Regions from separate parts of the Mus musculus genome. Here region 2 is linked to region 1. The links are chromatin loops, found by intact Hi-C in ENCODE. Cell type or tissue: heart. All regions are shown on one strand. Links, peaks and the distances in the headings refer to the core of each region. The heading gives the core; the rest is flanking DNA. Region 1 holds the start of Zfp954 (zinc finger protein 954). Region 2 holds the start of Zfp28 (zinc finger protein 28).

The links. Peaks named below come from ENCODE experiments on the same cell type or tissue, not always from the same donor. Only the 100,000 strongest peaks of a DNase experiment are listed, where the experiment ranks them.
Region 2: a loop joins it to region 1, with 5 times the contacts of the local background. A loop is called at or near these places in 4 of 42 quality-filtered maps.

The regions. Positions count from the first base shown.
Region 1 is chr7:7,118,051-7,123,429 of GRCm38, reverse strand. It overlaps Zfp954 (zinc finger protein 954), which reads left to right and starts at 1,954. Exons shown (of 5, transcript NM_172738.3): 1 at 1,954-2,207; 2 at 4,020-4,058. The coding sequence starts at 2,130. In heart, for the core only: a CTCF peak has its summit at 2,447 (motif pointing left); DNase peaks (open chromatin) are centred at 1,949 and 2,399; H3K4me3 peaks cover 1,569 bases; H3K27ac peaks cover 1,029 bases.
Region 2 is chr7:6,379,444-6,384,822 of GRCm38, reverse strand. It overlaps Zfp78 (zinc finger protein 78), which reads right to left. Exons shown (of 5, transcript NM_001025163.1): 5 at 2,218-5,379. The coding sequence ends at 5,332. Zfp28 (zinc finger protein 28) reads right to left here and starts at 1,505. Exons shown (of 7, transcript NM_175247.3): 1 at 1,222-1,505; 2 at 557-648. The coding sequence starts at 1,429. In heart, for the core only: CTCF peaks have their summits at 1,426 and 3,199 (motif pointing right); a DNase peak (open chromatin) is centred at 1,552; H3K4me3 peaks cover 2,271 bases; H3K27ac peaks cover 1,329 bases.

The DNA of each region.
Region 1 (5,379 bases), core at 305-5,304:
AAGGAAGGAAGGAAGGAAGGAAGGAAGGAAGGAAGGAAGGAAGGAAAAGAAAGGAAGGGAGAGAGGGAAGGAGGGATGGAGGGAGGGAGGGAAGGAGGGAGAGAGGGAGGGAGGACGGAAGGAAGGAAGGAAGGAAGGAAGGAAGGAAGGAAGGAAGGAAGGAAGGAAGAGGGGACGGAAGGAAGGAAGAGAGAGAGAGAGAGAGAGAAGAAAGGAAAAAGGACCCTTGGGATACAAACAGTTCTAAAGAAGGGCTGATAGCTATGAAAGCTGTATCAGTTACCTTTCACATCAATGTGGCAGGATATTTAATATATGTAACATAGGGGACTTCAATTTAGTCATTGAAACTTGTTTTGTCACTCGTTGTCCTGGCTTGAATCAAAGGGTAACAAAAGAAAAAAAACAAAATCCAAGAAGGGCTGGAGTGATTGCTCAGCAGTTAAAAGCACTAGATGCTATTTCAGCCTTTAGGCAAAGAGCAGGCTACATCTGACTATTGTCACTCTGTTCTGTTGTGAGGCCACTTTCCTTGGACAAAGAATCCTTGTCCATCTTATACTGTACCACTTTGTGGAGCTGGTGCTTGCCACATTGCTTGCAGAAAGTCTGGAGTATCTTAGTAATGTTCACATGTTTACAGGAGTAGTACTGGCACAGAAAGGAAATACAATCTTCAGGAGAGTAAAAATAAAAACAATAAAAACAACCTTCTAGGACTGGATTGCTATCAGGGACATCAGCCCTGTGCCTGGGCTCATTATCCAGACCCCAGGGTTCTGTAACATCAGTAGACCGGGGACCATGTACCATCTCATCTGCATCAAGAGTTTGCAGCCCAGCTGACCCAGCTGACCTGAGAGGCTCATGAATAGAGGCATTCCTACTTAAGGCTTAGAATCAGTCACACTAAGGCAGCAGATTTCAGACTTGTCCAGATGTCAGAAGACAAAACCTATCTCCGCTCCTACCTTCCAACCTTGTTTTTCTTTTAGTAAAAGGGTTTCTTGTGTATTACTGGAAATTGCTCTGTAGAGAAAGTTAGCCTTGAACTCCAAGATCCATTTGTCTCTGCCTCTCAAGTGCTGGAATTAAAGGTGTATGAGCCATCTCTTCTGGGTATTGTAGTTCAGACAATGTGGACCATGGGAAACCGGGACAGTTGCAGAAGGGGAAAGTGGAGAAGCGATATGCATGAAATTAACAGGACTTCTGCGGACACTGTCATGATTACAGATACGCCCGTGTTCGCATTTTCCAGAGCAGTCTTGGGGGGGGGGGGGAGTACAGCAAAGCTTCCTAAATGTTCCTAAATGTTCCTTTAATTTTCTCTTAGCACAATAGAAGCATTAATCCTGACGACTCCATAGTGGTGTGAGAAGTGTCTGAATCTAGAGTCCTGTGGTGAAGGAATCTTTGAATCCAATCCAAACATGTCCTTTTCCCCTCTTCCATGGTCACCATTTCTGTATTTATTAGCCCACGAACCTGGCGAGTATCATTTCACACAAGGCAAATGTCTCAAATGCAAAATTCAACTTTGCCCGTCTCCTGTATTTCTAGACATCAAATAAAACAAGGTTTCACTATGTAGCCCTGTCTGGCCTGGAACACACTATGACAGCTTCGAAAACACAGAAATCTACCTGCCTCTGCCTGCAGTTCTGTAATTTAAGAGTTCCAGCAAGCCTGACCTTGTGACTCAGCCTCTACTATTTCTAATCCACATCTAACTCACCTAAGGTAGAAAACGGTGTGGAGAAAATAGTCTCCACGCCAGTGCCAAGAAATCCACTGAAACTTGGTCTTGTCAAGCAGGGCAGTTGTGTCCGGATCGCAGAAATTTGCTCCTGCATGAACTACATTGCCCAGAAAACATTGCATGAAACTCAGCCAATGAAAATGGGCATTTCAGCGACGGCGAGAACCGTTGGGCGGGACTTTTGGCTTTGCGTGCTGGAGGTTCTTTGTAACTTCCTGGACCCGTCAGTATGGCTCACAGAAAACTGGTGTCATCTGCTTTGGCCATGGCAGGAAAGCCGGCACGTTAAAAGCGTTTGTCCCCCGTCACAGAGACGGATCTGAGGTTTGCGACAGCTCGTGTGATCTGATCCAGGCTTCGAGTGCGGATGGCGACTTCCCAGGGCCCCACCATCCTCTGGAGCCCGATGGTGATTGTGGAGGCTGCGGGTGGAGCCCTGCCCCAGGTGAGTGCCTAGTGATCGCCCACCTACCTGAGTTCTAGAGCACTGAGATCTGGGTCAGGAGCCAACAGGGCAGACGTTCATGTCCCCGACTGTAGGGTACGGATGAACGAAATAATGTTTTTTGACATCTGTGTGCTAGATCGCTAGAGCCATCCCCTCTGACTCACAGTGCCTGTTGGACTGTACCTCCCAAGGCTTGTGGGCGGGCCTGAGCTCGGAGACAGAGCCCTGGGGTGACCTCTACTGGCGTTTTAGATGAGGGAAAAAGGGCCCAGTACCCCTAAGGACCTGACTTTTGTTTATAGAGAGACTGGTAGCCATGGAAGATTTGAACAGAGGTGAAACTTGATCTATTCAAACTTTCCCAAGCATCTCCGGGGGAATATTGAGCAAGGATGAAGTTATGTGGATGGAGACAGAGATCTATGAATCCTTAGGTAAATGCTGTGGACTAATGCAGCAGTTAGGGTTGTAGACCATAGAGGGAGAGATTAGTCTTCAAATATCTGAATTTTTTTGAGACATATGTAAACGAGGCTATGTAAACGAGGCTAGAATCAAACTTGCAATCCTTTAGAGTGATTGGATTAAAGGCAGGACCTCCCACTTCCTGCTTGTTTGACTTTAAAGTAGTACTTTCTTTCCCTTTTATTATTCATTCATTCATTTACTTACTTACTTACTTACTTATGTGAAAACATTCAGCATTTAACTAAAGTCTGCTGTGTTAACTACTTTTCCCCCTGGAACTCAGGTCTGGCTGGCCTATGTAGCCAGTGCTTGCCTCAGTCTCCGAGATCTGCCTTCCTTTGCCTTCCAAGTGTTGCAGTTAAAGGGATGCACACCATGCTTACCCAATAACTTTTTTTTTTCATTTTCCCCTTGGCTTTTTATAGAGACAGGGTTTCTCTGTGTAGCCCTGACTGTCCTGGAACTCTCTCTGTAAATCAGCCTAGCCCTGAACTCAAAGATCTACCTGTCTCTGCCTCCCTAGTTCTGGCATTAAAGGAGCGTGCCACCACTGCCTGACATCTTTTTTGGTTTTTTGAGACAGGCTTTTTCTGTATAGGATTAAAGATGAAAGCCACCACCACCTGCCTCCCAATTGTATATAGATAAACCTATACATTCTAAAACAATTGTGTGTTTGTGAAATTCTCGACACAAGCATTAGTGAGGTGCATAGGAAACAGCTGTACTGAGTACTTCACGCATAGGACTCAGTTTGGTGCAATCACTTTCCTTTTGAGCTAGGATTGTGTGGCGGTATTAATGAGAATGATTTCCATAGGCTGATGTATTTGAATGCTTAGTCACCAGGGAGTGGCACTGTTTGAGAAAAACTAAGAGGTGTGGCCTTGTTAAAGGAAGTGTGTAGCTGGGAGAGTTTGCCAAGGCTAGTGTCTCTCTCTGCCCGAACCCCACCCCTCTTTCCTGCTGCATCTATATTAGGACGCAAAGCTCACATCAGCTACTGTGCCAGTACCACACCAGTCTGCTTCCCACCATGATAATGATAATGGACTAACCCCCATGAAACTATAAGCAAGCCCTACTTAAATGCTTTTGTAAGAGTTGCCTTGGCCATGGTACCTCTTCACAACAACAAAGCAGTAACTGAGACAGGCTGCCATGCTTATCCTCAGGTAACAAACTGAAGAGATTGATTCTTTGTCCAAGGTCACCCAGTAAGAGACACCATTAAGGGATGGAGCCCAGTGGGTACCCGACTGCATGTATGAGAGGGGACTTGGGTGAAATTTTGGGATACCAACACTCTTGCTTATTATTCCCAACCTTGTTTTTCTACAGGTTTCCCAGTATTCAGTGAAACCTGCCAACCAGGAAGAGGTAAGTGGAGGGTGCCCAGGAATCACACTCCTGACTTAACACATAAGGGACCTCAGGGACGGTGGTGTCCTGGGACTCTGTGCTGGAATTGTCTCTGTCCTTTTGTGATAGTTTGTTTATGCTTGGCCCAGAGAGTGGCACTAATAGGAGGTGTGGCCTTGTTGGAATAGGTGTGTCACTGTGGGCATGGGCTTAAGACCCTCACCCTAGCTTCCTGGAAGCCAGTATTCTGTTAGCATCCTTCAGATGACGATGTAGAACTCTCAGCTCCTCCTGCACCATGCCTGCCTGGATGTTGCCATGCTCCTGCCCTGTGATAATGGACTGAACCTCTGAACCTGTAAGCCAGCCTCAAATGTTGTCCTTTATAAGGGTTGCCTTAGTCATGGTGTCTTTTCACAGCAGTAAAACCCTGACTAAGACACCTTCCATTGGATTTCCCTGGCACATGCTCAGAATGAAAGGTCCCCACGTCCACAGCAGGGATTACATGGCTAGGTTTCCCTTTATGGTAACCATTGGCTGAAGATTCAAAGGTCTTAAAGCTCCAGTGATGACATTAGACCAGGCCTGGAAGTGAGATGGGTTGGGGATGATTAGAAATGCTCAGGCATGCATGAGATCAGCTGGTTTTAGTGGAAGGTAGGAATTGTGGTAGCACAGCAGCTGAGGGCTAAGTCTGCATACTGAGATGAAAATGGAGGCTCAGTGTGAAGACTGATGTGTGTGCCCTGCGGTCATGTACAGATGGCTTCCTGGCCTTTGTGCCAGGGACAGAGTGGACAACAGTGACCCAAATGTGGTCTGTGTGAGACAGATGATTGGGAGGAGCCCAGATGAATTCCCTGATAGCCTGATAGAAAGGAGGGACTTTCCTTGGCAGCCTTCTAGCTTGGATTGATTCCAGCTGTGGTGGTTTCAACGGAGATGTCCCACATTGGCTCATAGACTTGAATACTTGGTCCTCATTGGTTAAAAGTCTGGGGAGAATTATGAGATATGGCCTTGTTGAAGGAGATGGAGGTGGGCTTGTATGTTTTTAAAGCTCTTGTCATTTCCAGTTAACTCTCTTAGCTTGCTACCTATGGATCATGATGTATTTAATTTCTCAGCTAGTGCTCCAGTGCCATGTATGCCTGTAGCCATGCTCCCTGCCATGAAAGTTACAGACCCAACCTCTGAAGCCCCAATAAACTTGTTGTTGTTCTATAAATTGCCTTGGTCATAGTGTCTCTTCACAGTAATAGAAAAGTAACCGAGCCAGCATGTCCACTTGGCTGTTGTTGCTGAGTGCCCAGTACAGTGATTAGTGGGACCTGGA
Region 2 (5,379 bases), core at 80-5,079, 740 kb after region 1:
TTGTGCTTCCAGAGGAAGTACTCTTGCCCACTGAACCCTCTCTTCAACCCCCTAAGCAAGCCTTAACCACAATATATTTCTCCTCCAAGGTGAGCATCATAGAAACCAGGTGGAAGCACTGCAGCGTTTCTGAACATAAGAATCAGAAGAATATGATGGGAAACACCTTTAATTCCTGCACTCATAAGAGGCAGGCAGAGTTCTGTGAGTTCAAGACCAGCCTAGTCTATATAGTGTACATAGTGAGTTGCAGGGCAGCCAGAGCTATGTAGATAGACCTTATCCAAAACAAAAGACAAACAAACAAAAAAACCCTTCTGAGATAAATGGGACAATGAAAGGGATGAATCATTTCTTCAACCAAGAAGGAACAGTTGGGATGAAAAGGAAAGAGAATCAGTTTGAAGCTAGCCCTGTAGCCCATCACTCACCGGAGTAGGAAGAAACAGCACCCAGGACAGGTCTCTTAAACTGAAAACTTTTCACAGAAAATAAACACCATTAAGTATTGAAAAGGCAAGACTGTTTCAGGAAGCAAAGAGGAAATGTGACTCACCTGCGACTTGGCTTTATGTCTAGTCCCTGTAGGGGCAGCTTCCTGTTTGCGGTTTATCTCCTGGAGGAAGTTGGTATCTCTGGAAAACAGAGCTGGAGGAAAGGAAGGACTAGACACCAAATCTACACGAGACTACACCGTGCATGAGCAGAGATGCCAAACCCTTATTACCCTGTGCGGGAGTAAGGACAGGGTAGGATGTGGAATCAGGTTGTCTCTTTTCTCGTCTTACTTGCATGAATATATGTGCACCACGTGTGTGTGCCTGATGCCCACAAAGTTCAGAGGAGAATGTTCTATCCCCTGCAATAGGAGTTAGGGATGGTTGTGACTCACTATGTGGGTGCTAGGAACCTCTGCAAGAGGAACAAGTACAATGGCTAAGCCATCTCTTGTCGCACTGGGAGTTTCATTTCTTGAAGCATTGACATGGATACAAGTCTAAACTAAGTTGACCCTGTAGTTGTCAACGTCCCTCCAGCACCTCTGCCTGACTTCTCTGCCTCAAGTTGAGCTTTCGAGGATTGGTTATTTAACCATCACAATCACGCGCCCAGAGACACCATCTCCAGCACCAAGGCCTCGAGAACCATCGGACCTTACCCTTCCTTCACACCCAGAATAGATTCATCTTTGTCCACTCAGCCCAGAAACATGACACTCACCTTTGTGCGCGGTCCCCGAGGTCACTGCTCCTTGCTGATCCTGGGAGGCCAGGCTGTTCCTGGAGCGCGGCCTTCCCCGGTCGGGGCTCCCAGGAGCAACTACAGTCCCCGCCGCCGGACCTCCACCAGGCCTGGCCTTTGTGCAGAGGGCGCCACGCCCCAGGAGGGCCCAGGGTTCGCATGACACTACACTCGCCATTCCCTGCATGTCACGCGAGGGGCGCACGCTCTCCTAGCCAGGCTGCAGACACCCTTCAAGGCCGCTGCTCAGGGACACACCCCCGGCAACACCCACGCCCGCCACGCCCTCGCCAGCCACGCCCTCGCCCTGCCCAACCCCGCCCTAAAAGATCGGACCCTCAGGCAGTTCCTCCGGAACGCACCGGAAGTGGACTTTGCTTGAGCACAAGGCCCCCTGGGAAGTGTAGTCCCCAGCGGAGAAATCCTTTAGAGCCCAGCTGGTTTTTACAAGACCCTGTGGGAGAACCGCGGGACCCTGCCGGAAACACGAGTCCCGCGAAATTCAAAACAGTTCCTCAGAGGCTTCTGGGAGTCCTGGTGACAATTGGAGCGTACGAGTGCAGCGGCAGGGCTAGTGGCGCGCGATTTGAGGTTGTTTGGAGGAAGGGGAGTTGGAGGATGCTGTGAATTGGGCTGGGGCAATGCGGGCTTTTGGCAAGTCCACAGTGGTTCTGGTTGCATGTACTTTTCAGTTTGGGATTCAGTTGCTGCCATTGCAATCTTCACCTCTCCACTAGACCACCTCGACTTTAGTGCCTAGTGTTCAAAATGCCCCTCTGTATGTACTACCAAGTTTTAGGTCTGCAGGTTTCCCCAGGTTTTCTTCTGCGGTGCCTCTTTAATATGTTCACTCTTGCCTTTAATCGCAGTGCCCGGGAGTAAGAGACAGCCGGATCTCAGAATTCGAGACCAACCTGATCTGCAGAGCGAGTTCCAGGACAGTCAGGGCTACACAGAGAAACGGGGAAGCGGGGTGAGGTGAGGGGAGCGCAGTTTATTCTTTGTCGGTTTCATACATGTATATATACTGTATCTTGATCATATCCAACACATCTCCTCTCCCAACCATCCCCAATACTTCCACATTCCTTTTGCCACCCCACCACACTTTTTTTTTAAATATAGCCCTGTTAGTGCCGCCTACCAGTATACCAGTGGAGTGTGACATGAACAATCTACCAGAGGCCACATCCCCAAAGAAAAATGACTCCCACTCTCTCAGCTGCCATCATTTGCTTATAGCTCCTCAGCTAGGTGTGGAGGGGTACGCCCTTCCTCTATCAATGGCTATAATATTGATCGGCGCTGGTAATTACCAGCAATCTTGTGCTGGTAATCAGTTTCTATGAGTTCATGAGCACAACATGCCCAAAACCATTCCACAGCACTCCTTGCCATTCTCAGACTCTTACATTCTTTCTCCTTCGTCTAATACGATGTTCCCAGACCCTTGAGAAGGTATACAAGAATGTCCCATTTAGGACTGTGAGCTGCCTATTTTTGTCATTCAGTTATCATCTGAGAGAGTGTTGTGTGGCTCTGGATGTTCTGGAACTCACTCTGTAGACCAGGCTGGCCTCGAACTCGGAGATCTGCCTGCCTCTGCCTCTGGAAGGGCTGGTTTTAAAAGTGTGTGTCACTACCGCTGAGCAAGCAGAATATTCTTTATATAAAATGTTTGAGAACAAAAGTGTTATTTTTTTTTCTGAGTGGTAAATATGTGCATACCGTAATGAAATATTTTAGAAAAGAAACCAACATCTAAATATAAAACCATTTATGCTTCACAAACACCTCATATAACCAGAAGGAAATTTTATACTAAAAAATTCTTAAGCAAAAACAATATTGCAGCATTGTCACCACAAAGATTTTTTGAAAGGTTGGTTTATTATTTTATGTAAATGATGCTCTATCTGTATGTACATCCGCTTTCCAGAAGAGGGCATCAGATCCCAGGATAAATGGTTGTGAGCCACCATATGGTTGCTGGGAATTGAACTCAGGATTTTGGGAAGAGCAGACTGCTCTTAACATCTGAGCCATCTCTCCAGCCCCTGAAAGACTTGCTTTTATTTTATGTGGATGAGTGTTTTGTCTTCATGTATTGTGTGCATTGCGTGCCTACAGTTCTTGTGGAGCCCAGAAAAGAGCATCCCCTGGAAGTTGGGTTACAGACAGTTGTGAGCTGCTATATGGGTGCTGGGACCCAAATCCAAGTCCTCTGCAAAACCAGCAAGCGCTCTTAACCACTGAGCCATCTCGCCAGCCCTGGCAATTTGATAACAAATTGGGTGGGGGGTAGAGGAAGAGAATGAACTTAGGATAAACAAGGAAAGGCAGGCATACAGTCCAACAGAACCTACCATGAGATGGACTTTACAAAAACCACCCAGAGTCCTCTGGAACAACGAGAATGGAAGTTTGTGTCCCCTGTTTTCCTATTTCTGCAGTGTGTACTCATCTTGCATGTGATCTTTCAGTTTGTTTTTATCCAAGGCCTCGCTATGTAGCCCTGACTGCCCTAGAACTCTGTAAACCTGGCTGATCTCTAACTCAGAGACCCATCTGTCTCTACCTCCAGAGTGCTGAAATGAGATGTGTGTGCCTCCAAACACAGCCACAATCACCCTTTCAAATTTTACTTTTATTTATTTATTTGTATATATGCATTTGTAGGCTTGATTGCCCATGTGCGTGTGTGTGGAGACCATTAGTCGGTGTTGGGAGTCTGTCGCCCTCCACCTTACATTTTGAGATAGGATCTCATGGTAAGCCTGGGGCTCCCTGTTTCGGCTAGACTGGCCTGCTGGGGGCTTGTTAGTAAATATAAGAATGTTTCTTTTGTGACCTAGACTATATATACACATGTGTATTTTTTCCCAAATAAATTCTAATTCTTTGTTCCAGTCTTTAACTTCTAGGCACTTCCTAAAACAGATTCTACGTACCAGACCAGATTTAATTTCTTTACCAATAAGAAAACATAACCTTTAGGATCATTAGAAAGCTTCCATCTTAAATACACTACACATACTAATTGTTCCACCTGAAGACACTTTCAGTTTCTAAATTGTTGTCATCACCTAAGTTCCAAATTTGAGAGGCCATGGTTTAGAAATAATTTTTCTGGTCTAACACATTTTCTAAGCACCCCTATGGGTCAGTGTATTGAAGTCCTTTCATTTTATGTTCTCTTGGTATCTATTTCATTGAAGTTTTAACTTTCCCAGGCTGGAGGTGTAGGTCAGTCACCTTTGACACTTCCTAGTATCACACCATCCACAAGTGGCTCAAGCTGGTGCCAAGAACAAGAACCCGTCAAAGGGGGCTGCCTGCCTTCACTGCTCCCTTTAAATGCACTGCTGAAGATGGACTGGGCACATATGTCGCAATGATCACTTTCTACACCTGAGATGACCTCCCAGAACTCATGCCTGCTTGTTGCGACTCAACAAAGGAAATCTGTAACCCTGGGCCCAATAAAGCATTGGCTCAGGGATACCCCCTCATGTTCCTTTGCCTCTGTGTGTGGCCTCTCTGTGTTCTGTGCTGATGTGTCTCCTAATCATTGAAGGGATGTTCTCCATCCAAACTTAATACAGTCAATCATGTGGCTAAACATTTTATGTGCATTAAATAAACATTTTACAATGAGTATTAGAAGAGTTACATAAATAACATGTATATTTTTAAAAAGAAATTTTCTGACTGTAAAATAAATGAGTAATAAACTTGAAGGAAACAAGATGGATTACAGACATTTGAAAAAGTCCAAGCAAAACAATTGTGTTTTGGATCAGGAGGCTAAGGGGCCAAACCTAAATGGAAATACTTAGCAGGTATATGCACAGGACCTGAGGACAGGGAGGGATGCCTGAGATGACTGCATCAAGAACTCACCAATGATGGGTGGTTTAGGAACATTTACTGAAGATTTCTCCCCATCCCTTACATTCCTAAGAGCTCTTTGACCTGTGTGAGATCTTCCATGTAGAGTACAGTGAACAATCTGGTTGAAAGCTAAATTCTCTGATGAACGCTACAGGTTCGTAGGCGGCTAAAGGGTTTGCCATGGGGGACACATTTTTACAGTTTCTTTCCAGTGTGATACCTTTGGTGGCAATTAAGGGATGA